Regions from separate parts of the Homo sapiens genome. Here regions 2 and 3 are each linked to region 1. The links are chromatin contacts, found by Hi-C or POLR2A ChIA-PET in ENCODE. All regions are on one chromosome and are shown on one strand. Each heading gives the region's core, a stretch centred on a gene start or an enhancer-like site at or near the end of the contact. The rest is flanking DNA. Distances are from core to core; before and after follow the strand shown. Region 1 holds the start of POT1 (protection of telomeres 1). Region 2 holds the start of AASS (aminoadipate-semialdehyde synthase). Region 3 holds the start of ZNF800 (zinc finger protein 800).

What was found. Hi-C counts contacts between places; a loop is a spot of excess contacts on that map. ChIA-PET counts read pairs that join two places held with the same protein, here RNA polymerase II (POLR2A). Pooled maps may share reads with other maps.
Region 2: a pooled map shows a loop between it and region 1 (23-fold over the local background). The contact joins the promoter of AASS here to the promoter of POT1 in region 1. A Hi-C loop is called at or near these places in 9 of 50 pooled maps.
Region 3: a map of GM12878 shows a loop between it and region 1 (11-fold over the local background). The contact joins the promoter of ZNF800 here to the promoter of POT1 in region 1. A Hi-C loop is called at or near these places in 5 of 168 maps with a recorded cell type or tissue (CD4-positive, alpha-beta T cell, CD8-positive, alpha-beta T cell, GM12878 and 2 more), 4 of 37 single-sample maps with no recorded cell type and 16 of 50 pooled maps. POLR2A ChIA-PET finds 5 or more read pairs at or near these places in 2 of 52 experiments (K562 and activated naive CD4-positive, alpha-beta T cell).

Annotation. Positions count from the first base shown.
Region 1 is chr7:124,927,997-124,931,353 of GRCh38, reverse strand. POT1 (protection of telomeres 1) reads left to right here and starts at 1,529. Exons shown (of 19, transcript NM_015450.3): 1 at 1,529-1,560; 2 at 2,355-2,539. It overlaps POT1-AS1 (POT1 antisense RNA 1), which reads right to left and starts at 1,481. Exons shown (of 8, transcript NR_125719.1): 1 at 1,338-1,481. RefSeq lists enhancers at 1,245-1,539, 1,294-1,593.
Region 2 is chr7:122,142,436-122,145,792 of GRCh38, reverse strand. AASS (aminoadipate-semialdehyde synthase) reads left to right here and starts at 1,544. Exons shown (of 24, transcript NM_005763.4): 1 at 1,544-1,632. It overlaps LOC102724527 (a long non-coding RNA gene), which reads right to left and starts at 1,379. Exons shown (of 6, transcript XR_007060500.1): 1 at 1,297-1,379. RefSeq lists enhancers at 1,164-1,213, 2,215-2,720 and a silencer at 1,714-1,913.
Region 3 is chr7:127,390,861-127,394,217 of GRCh38, reverse strand. ZNF800 (zinc finger protein 800) reads left to right here and starts at 1,510. Exons shown (of 6, transcript NM_176814.5): 1 at 1,510-2,158; 2 at 2,603-2,721. The coding sequence starts at 2,661. RefSeq lists enhancers at 711-840, 1,581-1,710, 1,555-2,055 and silencers at 1,151-1,550, 1,951-2,350.

The sequences.
Region 1 (3,357 bases), core at 280-2,779:
GGGCGACAGAGCAAGAGCCTGGGAGAATGTGTTTAAATGGTGACGGGAAAGAATGAATAAAAGAAGGAAAGCTTAAAATACATTAAGAGAAAATATATTGATGATGATGGAAGGGAGATGAAATTGGTCAGGGTCCAAAGCCCATGTGGAGGGCTTCACATAAAAAGGAGGAATAGTATTTCTCAGCCGGATGCAGCCAGAGATGGAAGGAGGATAGCATCTAAACCTTCCCTATAGTTTTCCTCAAATGGACAGCTCCTGAGTTCATGCACTTGTCACCCCGGCTTCTGCGTGGGATATAACTACAGGGATGGGGAGGGGAAACAGGAGATGGGCTAATACTGAATGCTTCCTGTTGATTAAAAAGGCACTTCAAACATAGCTGGCTGGGCACAGTGGCTCATGTCTGTAATCCCAGCACTTTGGGAGGCCAAGGTGGGCGGATCACAAGGTCAGGAGTTCGAGACCAGCCTGGCCAAAATGGGAAACCCCGTCTCTACTAAACAAATACAAAAATTAGCCAGGCATGGTGGCCTGCGCCTGTAATCCCAGCTACTAGGGAGGCTGAGGCAGAAGAATTGCTTGAACCCGGGAGGTGGGGGTTGCAGTTAGCCGAGATTGCGCCATTGCACTCCAGCCTGGTGACAGAGCGAGATTCCGTCTCAAAAAAAAAAAAAAAGTTAGCTATATCCTCCTGCAAATATGTATATAAAGAAGATATTTTAGTTCAAATTAGCCTTGGAAATATTCATGTAATTCTTTATTACATTTAGTTTCACACTAGGATGATTTCACTTAAATGATTGAAGGCATATATCTGGAATTAGCAGAGAATTCATGTTTAACAATTTATCATTATAAATGATAAATTATAATATTTATCAATTATAAGTTATAATAAATATTAAATAAACTATAATAAACCTATAAAATAAATTATAATAAATATTAATTATACCACAAAATCATGGCCCTATAAAACAATGACAAGGTTAATCAAATCTGTCTGTAAATAGCAAGACTCAATGGTGGCATTATGCCAATGCCCGAAATTACTATAAAAACTCCCAAATAACATTGTTATCCTTGTAAATGCTTCCTTGTAAAGACTGCAGTAGGTGCCTATTTCTTGGAGGAAGAGAACTGGACATTAAAAGAAAGGCTCTGCCTACAGGAGCTTCGAATCTACCAAAGGGAAGCTCAAATCCCGCCCAGCGGACCCGCCCGCTTCCCCTAAGCTTGCCTCCCGCCACGAAAGCTGGAAAGTCACTGGGGGCGGAGCTAAGGGGAGCTGCGAGAATTCCGGGGGATGTGACCGGACTGGGCGGGGCCTGTACCTTGGCCCTGCGCTCCCGTTGACGTCGCATCCTGTCAGTATTTCGCCAAACCTCCAGGCGCCATCAGTGTGTGAACCGTTACGCAGCTGGTCCACCGCGGGCGGAGAACAAGCGACTATGCCCAGGGATCCTGCACGCATGCGTGGAGCTGAACCGTCAGCGTGCGTGTGACGTCACCTGCGCGCCCGCCTAAACTCTTCCTAGGGTTCTTTCTAGAGTACGGGTGAGTGAAATTTGTAAGGTTTGGTGTGTTCATTTGAGTGGGTGCCAGACGTAACGGGCCCGGGATTGAATTAGTTTAGATCAAAATTTGATGTAATTATCGCAGAGAAACGCTTTCTTACGAGTGTTTATCTCGAGCCTGCTGTGTTCAGCATCTTTCTTGGTGTTTTGGGAGAAGCAGACAGGAGTTAAGTCCAAGTCCCCGCCCTCACAGAGCTCAGGTGGCTTGGGGGAAGGTTGGTGCGCAAACATTAAAATTAGATATCGACACTAGTGAGTGTCCCCGTCAAGAGGTCTGTGAAATAAGGTTGAGCCTACGATGCAGAAGTTAATCTCAGTTCAGTAATTTTTGTTTCTTCATTTATTTAGCGGGTGAAGGGAGGGGGCCACAGAAACATGTTGGAGTACGATGCTTTTGGTGCACAGTTTGTCTATACAATATTACAGCTCCCGTGGGGGTTAAAAAAAAACACGATTTTTCAGCCTCCCTCTTCCCCAATAAATTTTACATTTTAAAGCACAATGTTAAAAGCGTTTGTTAGTGACGTTACAGATCTTAAAACTGGCTTTTTGGAGGTACTTTACGCAGCTAAGTAGAAAATGGTTAAGTTTCAGTTCCTTGGAAGAATGTTTTGTATTGATCTTTGCAATAAAATTGTAAAATAATCCATCCTCCTGTCACCCCCCAACCCCGAACCGTGTTAACTATAATAAGGAAAAGCATAACTAAGTCAAAGAGACTTAAAGCAAATTATTGACTTCATTTTGGGTAAAACACTGGTTTTGTATTTTCAGCAGCAAGTTGTCAGATTCCCTAGTTGAATTTGCTTTGGACATCAGTGTGAAGCAGAACTGATATGCCACTTGAATTAATAAAGGAAGTCAATGGGGTGCCTGAAGTTCAGCCGCTGAGTAAATTACATAAAGTAGATTTCGGATCCCTACAGCCAGGTTACAATTATAGCAAGAAATATATTCAGGTAAGAATTTCTATAACTCAGAATGCTTTTTCCTACTAAAAGGAATGCAGTTTTTAAGTGTTGAGTTTATTTATGAGAACTGGTTTAGGTATGGTTTTTATCTTTGTCATAACATTTGAGATTGAATATTTCAATAAGTTATTCTTATTCAGTACTTATTTAGCGAACAATTATCAAATTCGTGTGTGAAACATTGGAGTAAGTTTCTGAGGTACAAAGATGAATAAATATAGTCCCGGAACTAAAGATAATCACATTTCTGTGGGGTCTGACAGATCAATCACCTGATCTCCAATTAAAATTAATAGGTGTGATATTAGCATTGTGATGTGTGAACATGAGAGAGCTTTTGGTTCTGACAGATCACGAAAGTTGAGCTGGAACTTACGGGATAACAGACTGTGCTGTACCTTCCTTTGAGGTAAAAAGCAGTCCTTATGTGCATGTTGAGGAATTTGGATATTACTCTAAAAGCTATGGGAAGTCTTTAGTAGGTTTTAGCAGGAGAAAGACATGATTTACTTTGAGTTCAAAAAACTTTGCTCCTAGGTAGAGAATATATTGGCGAATGCAAGATTAGAGGAAAGATGTTTAGTTAAGAGGCAATTACAGTAATTTAGGTGAGAGTTGATGATGATCTGGGCCAGTGGCAGAGGGGATGATGGGAAGGATATTGAAAAAAGATAGTAATAATAATAACTAAAGTTAACATTCATTGCATTTTTTTCCATGCGTTAGGTAGTTTTTACGTATATTATTTAATCATCACAAAGACCTATGACATAGGTACTGTTATTAAAGACACTGTGTTTCAGAAA
Region 2 (3,357 bases), core at 295-2,794, 2.8 Mb after region 1:
TGATAGTAGTGGGGTTTTTAAAGGACAGTGTCAACACCAAGGGTAAGGCTGAGGGGCCAGAGGAAGAACTGAAGTGACCGTGGCTTTTTAAGTCTGGATAGGTGGTGAGTAGGAAGGCAGTGATATTAGTAACAGAGCTGGTGAGCACAAAAGGGAAGGCTTTATTTTATTTTATTTTTTGAGACAGGGTCTTACTCTGTCACCCAGACTACAGTGCAGTGGCATGATCATGGCTCACTGCAGCCTCAACATCCTGCGGCTCAAGTGATCCTTCCACCTTAGCCTCCTAAGTAGTTGGGACCACAGGTATGTGCCACTACACCTGGCTTTTTAAAATTTTATTTATTTTTATTATTTTTATTTTTAGTAGACACAGGTCTTGCTACGTTGCCCAGGTTAGTCTTAAACTCCTGGGCTCAAGTGATTCTCCAGCCTCAGTCTCCCAAAGTGCTGAGATTACAGGTGTGAACCACTACACAGCCTTTGGAAGACTTTCCAAGAATGATAAGGGATCCGATTTTGGAAATGTGAAGCTGAAGATACAGAAGAAAATTCCAACTCTACTTACAGATAAAATTCTAATTTGGGGTTGGGCACAGTGGCTAACACCTGTAATCCCAGTGCTTTGGGAGGACGAGGTGGGAGGATAGCTTGAGGCTAGGAGTTCCAGACCAGTGTCCTGGTCAACACAGCGAGACCCCATGTCTACCACAAATAAATAAATAAATAATTTTCTCTGCAATTGGAGATATGAGTGGAGTCTCAAGAACGTTCTGGCTATAGATTGTTGACATAGGAGTTCAGTAGCTAAATACATCTATGGCAGGTATAAGAAGAGTAAGTGGTGGAGAAAGTTGTAAAAACAGGAGGGAAGATTAACTTCTGACCGTTGACGCCTTGGGGAATCACAGCTGGGCTTCAGACGATTCTTCAGTTCCTAGTGCTGGGGCTAGTGTCTATGAAATACGTTTTCCCCCTCCCTCCAGGCCTCCTAGGTAGTTAGGACTTTTCAATAACATTGGACATTGCCATATGCACATGAACACACTCAGTTTTAATTTCTCAGATTCTCCGCTTGCTGGCTTCTAAAACTGTTGTAAGAACTGTTATCTGGCTTCACAGGGTTGTGACAAGGCGGTGAAATGCTTTGAAAAGTGTCTATAGCTAAACAAACGTGAGGTACCGGCGCTCGCAACTTTTCCCCAGGAGATGTGCACCTCTATTTAGAGCGTAATGCCCAGACTATTTTCGTTGCTTTCCGTCCCCGCCCGCCTTCTGCCACGGACAGTTACAAACCTGGTCGATAATTATCCTGGGAGAACTCGACGTCCCAGCTAAGAACGCAGGTCAGAGATCAGAGATCAGAGACAGAAGGATCTTGGGGAGGAGCAGGGGCCGGGCATGACGTAGCAACTGGCAGCGCCGCCGATTGGCAGATGAGAAGGTTGTTCCCTCAGGGCGGCTGCTGATTGGCTACGGGAGGCAGAGGCGTGACGTCCTCAGAAGTTGAGCAAACACCTCCTACTTCCCGGCCTTCCATCCCAGTTTCTTCTAGGAATTCGGAGCCTCCCCTGCAGCGACTCGGAAGATTCGAGGCGGCGGGGGACAAGTCGGCGCCCCAGAGCGGACGAGGTGAGGAGAGGAGAGGTCCCCGCGGAGAGCTGAGCAGACGCGCGGGTGGGCTCAGCCTGTGAGATGCGGTGGAGATAGCGGGCCGGGCTCGGGCTGTCGCTGGGAGGGGCCCGCGAGCCTGGCCTTCGGGTCCCGGCGCCGCGAGGCGACCCCGGCCGGGCCGAGAGAGGGAGAAGGCGGCGAGCATTCGGGCCTCCCTGCGAGGAATGGAGGGAGAGCGGAAACGCAGAGAGTTTCACTGCGAGGAAGGGAGGGAGAGCGGTCAGCGCAGCTCCAGCATTTCTAAGTAGAAAGGCGAGGGATTGCAATTCGGATTTCTTTTCTTTCTTTTTTGGCGGACAGTGGTGGTGCTGTGGCTGGGGAATAAAGAACTGATGAAGCTGAGGAAACAACGGCTTGTTAATTTGTGGACGGCGTGCTTAGAGGGGACGGCTGGCTGAGGGGGCGGTGGATGGAGATTTCGGGGTGGTTCTTTCCCCCTTCCCTCCCCACGCCCAGCTTAGCCAAACTGATCACAAACTTCTCTCCTTGTCCATCTTGGGCTGCCCACTCTCCGAGACACAGACCCATTCTCCAGCAAGGATCGGAGATGGGTGGAAGTTGGGCGCCTTGCAAGTCTGGGTTTCCTGAACTCTTCAGCCCCTGCGGGACTATGCAGCCCATTGTGAGCGCTCGCGCGGGACGGGGCGCGGGGAGAAGCAGTTTACCCACCCTCCTCGGTTGAATGGGGCTGAATGTCTGTCTATCCTGACAGCTTCAGAAGAAGAAATGTGCTTTTCAGACATTGATTTCAGGGGAATGGGGGTGGGGGGAGCGGAAGAGAGAGAGAGAAAGAGCGCTCGAGCGCGAGAGAGAATGAATTAGTTCAGTAACTTGAACAAGGATTAACATTTTTTGATGTTGTGGGTTATCAGTGGGGAAGGTGCAGCTGTGAGATGTAGTTATACACAGGACGGAATGGTCCTTGACTGAAGCTGCGGCTTTCCAATACTGTATTAAAAAAAATCCCAAAACACTGATGGCACTTTGGTGTTTCTGGGTTTGTCTGTTTTGTCCCCTGCACTCCCCTCTTCTTTTTTTCCCATGAAGATGAGTGAATCTAGGGCTACATGACTTGACTGTGTAACCTGGTGGCCATTCTGCAAAATGAGTTAGGTGGACAAAAATTGAAGCCAATTTACCTGAATCATTTTCCCACTCTTCAGATAATCATATTTGTTATCAGTTTCACTTGTTATTGATGATGGCGTGATCAGAACTTTGGTTTATTTGTCATTGAATTTTTTTTCTCACTAGTCGTTTAACAGACCTTGGTTCGGAATTTTGGAAATGATCTTTGGTGTTTAAGAAGCCACCATTTAACAAAACATTTTCATTTTTTTCATATATTCTTTTATTAATTTTCTCATAGAAATAACATTACAAACAGTGGTAAGTTTTCTTGGGAAGGCTACAAAAGATTCTATGCAATTCATGAAATCATGGAAACAAACATTTGGAATGGAAAATAACCCCAAAACATTATTACCACATTCATCTGATCTAAGGTGTCATCTATTGTAAGATGCATCCCTATTTCACTGATGCTAAAATGTGTAAAAAAATTGTCTTAAATTTGATGAAATACAACATTAAAATGGTAATTTATTTATCTTGAACATGCATGCCTGAAGTTTGAAGTTGAAGAGAGGGCTTATTGGGCTCTAATTATTTTTTTTCCAAAAT
Region 3 (3,357 bases), core at 261-2,760, 2.5 Mb before region 1:
TGATTTTTATTGGCTGCATAACAAACACTATCACAGAAGTATCATAACTTATTTTACATTAATTTATAAACTGTGGCATTTCATATTTTAGTTTCACGTTGGGTGATGCCTCTTAACTATGGGACAGATATATATGATCATACCACTTATGTGACTAGTTAAAGATCACGTTTCTATCCCTTTCTTGTCATCCCCTAGAATCAAGCTGCTGCAATCCCCGGAGACCTAATGCAAACGCTTCACCTCCTGGACCCAAGCCATCCCGCCCCCCGCCCCCGCCTCTCCCGTAGCTGGGACCACAGGCACGCGCCATCCTGCCCGGCTAATTTTTTTTTATTTGGTTGAGAGGGCGTTTTGCCATGTTGCCAGGCTGGTCTCTAACTCCTGGGCTTAAGCGATCCTCCCGCTTTGACCTCCCGAAGTGCTGGGATTACAAACACCAGCCACTGCGCCTGGCCCAACATTTTTAAAGTAACAAATGTATCAATTTACAAACTTTCCTTTGGATTTTGAAAACTGAACTTTTTCTCTTCTAAACAAAGTCTATCTACTGAACTTCAGTTTTTTCAGGACCCCGCACAATGGCAGCTTAAGTTGGACCAACTGGAAAGGTTTTCAGTGGATCTTGGGGAGGATCGGAGACAAGGCGAATGGGCTTTATTCTCTTAAAATTTCCTGACGGGCGGTGGACACATATTTGCTTGATGTCACCAAGAGCAAGAATTACGTTCCAGGAGCTGGGAGGAAACAACGGAGGCGGCTCTCTCGCCCCCAAGAAGCGGCCCTTGGTTGGCAGAATTTGACAGATGACTGGGATCTTCGAGGATTTTCCAAGCAGGATCGGGGCGCAGAAGAGGAGGGAAAGTGCGTGAGCCCACGTGACCCAACTCCACTTTCAAGTTTGAGAAGCGGAGCTGCCAGGATAAATACCCATCTGCTACCAATAGATGCTTTCCCTCCCTTGGGCCTGATAAAAGAATCCCCAAGTTCCGGGAGGCATGCTTCGAAAATTGTTGGCAGGAAAAAAATGTTCAACTTTTGCCATTTAGCAATGCACTGACAGCCTTTTGGGGATCATCACTACTTATGGCTCATACATCTGCCCACCGCTTCCTAAGTCCTCTCCCAACCCTCCCCGAGTTTCAGTTCCACTGAACAGAGAACAGCGAGAGCAACAGTTTGGTGGCCGAGCAGCCCGTCTCCGTGGGCGCGCACGCCGCATCGCGGGCCTCACACCTCACTTTGGGCTTCGGCTCTCGGTCGGCCCGAGACTCCGGCCGCGGCCCTGGTGTCCCCCGCCCCGGTTCCCTCCCCTCGGACACGGCCCTCGCGCCGGCGGCCCCGGTCCCCTCCCCACCGGCCGCGGCGGGCACAGCGCGTCGCCTACCCACAGGCGGGGGCGCCGGCCGGGCGCATGCGCGCGGCGCTCCCGGGCGTGCCGGCCACACTCCCCCCACCCACTCGGTGAGCTTGTCACTTCCTGCCCTCGCCCCATCTCCGTCCGGGGTCAGTCAGTCGCTCCCTGTCGCTGCCGGAGAGTCTCTGCTTCCCCCTTCCTACGCGCTCCGCGGCGGTAGCTCGGGCTCTCCGGAGGAGGGGGCGACAGAGTAAAAGAGAGGCTGACTTAATAAAGTTTCCTGAAACAACAACTACCACCGAAAAGGCCCAAGGTTGGGGGAGACCCCCATTTTTCTCCGCCCCTCTCCTAAAGCCTGAGGGACCGTTGCAGGTGGAGCGGCGCTGGTGGGACCCGGGTTGCGGCGGCAGCCGTTGCCCCGGCGAGGGAAGCCTCAGGTCCTGCCCGCTCCGGTTCCGGCTCCTTCGGTGGTGGCGGCGGCAGCTGCTGCCGGGCGGTTCCTCCTGTCAACTGCCTCCGCCCGCGCGCCTCCCGCCTAGCCACACAGCGCGGAGGACGCCGTGAGCCGCCGCCGCAGTCGTCTCGGCCCGCGGAGGGACGTGGTGAGCTGTGGCGCTTCCGCGTCAGCGCCGGCGGGGACTCTTTGGGAGCGCGTCGGGCCCGAGTCCGGGTTCCCCCGCGTGGTCAGCGGAGGCTGCGCCAGGTGGGGCCCGCAGCCGCCTCCCACGCCAGGCTGTCCCCGCGGCCGCCCGGCCTGCCTTCCTTCCTTCCGCCCGCCCGCCGGCCCGCCCTAAGAGTTGAGTAAGTTGGGCGCACTTGGTTGTGGGGACGGGGTCTCCGCCAGGGAGACCCCAACGCACGTGCGTAGCGGGAGGGCGCGGCGTGGGCCAGCAGCCGGCGGGAGCGGCACCTCCGTAGTCCCGGAGCCCGGCGGTGCCCGCCGCGCTCTGCGCTCCGTTTCCGCGCGCCCGCCCGGGACGGCGAGGCCGCAGCCGCCCGCGCTGCCGGCCAGGCCTTCGCCCTGCGCTGCGCACCCGAGGCTGCGTTTCCGGGTAGGGCGATGAACCTGTGTGGGGAGTTTGGGCTGCAGGAGGGTTTGTGCGTCTTTCTGTTTTCTTTTCGAGAGGGAGGTGCGGGTCCGTGGAGGGAAAGCGGAGAGCTGATGATGGGAACGTATCTGGAAAATGCAGCCAGTGCCCCCCAGGAAGTTCAGGGCGAGTGACGGGTTTGTGCTTCTTTCAACAGCCACGCCGCAATGAAGAGCTTCTTACAGTGAAAGCAAAGTAGGTCGAGTCCACTGAAAATGCCTTTAAGGGACAAATACTGTCAGACTGACCACCATCATCACGGATGCTGTGAACCAGGTAGACCCCTCTTCGTCCGCAGTTGCTTTGCCCTCCATCAGAGCCACTCTGCCTTCTCTTTTTTTCTAGCTTTTTTTCCTCCTGCCCCAGTAGTCATTCTTAAGCAGGCTATGATATTCCCTAGCATAAGCCAGTTATGAAGCTAAAAGCTTGTACAAACAAGAGGTCTCCCCTGCTTGATCCCTTAAAAAAAAGTACTGCAAGTGTCACCTTAAATCATTTCCACAAGATCAGTCGCTCAGTCTTTTTTCTTTCTTTTTCAAGGCATCCTGCAGTTAATATACTCCTATGGTCTGTAAATGTTTAAAATTGAAGAGAAAGGAAAACATAGAATACTAGATTTGTTGTCGTGAAATTGTTTCACTGAAACTTTAAAAATTAAAAGTTTCTTAGGCATTTTAATCAGCAAGTAGTTCTGAAAGTCTAAAAGTGAGTTTAGTTTGGGTTTTAAAAGTTTGTTGAACTCATTGGGAGAATCAGGTTTTGCTAAGCGCAACCTTTAAAAAAATATCTTGGGCAGAACATATTATATTGCGAAATAAAAGAGAAATCTCTTTTTTTATTTAGGTAGAATACATAATTATTTCCAGGGTATTTTATGGAATGAAACTTGCTTTAGTTGAATTTATCATATGA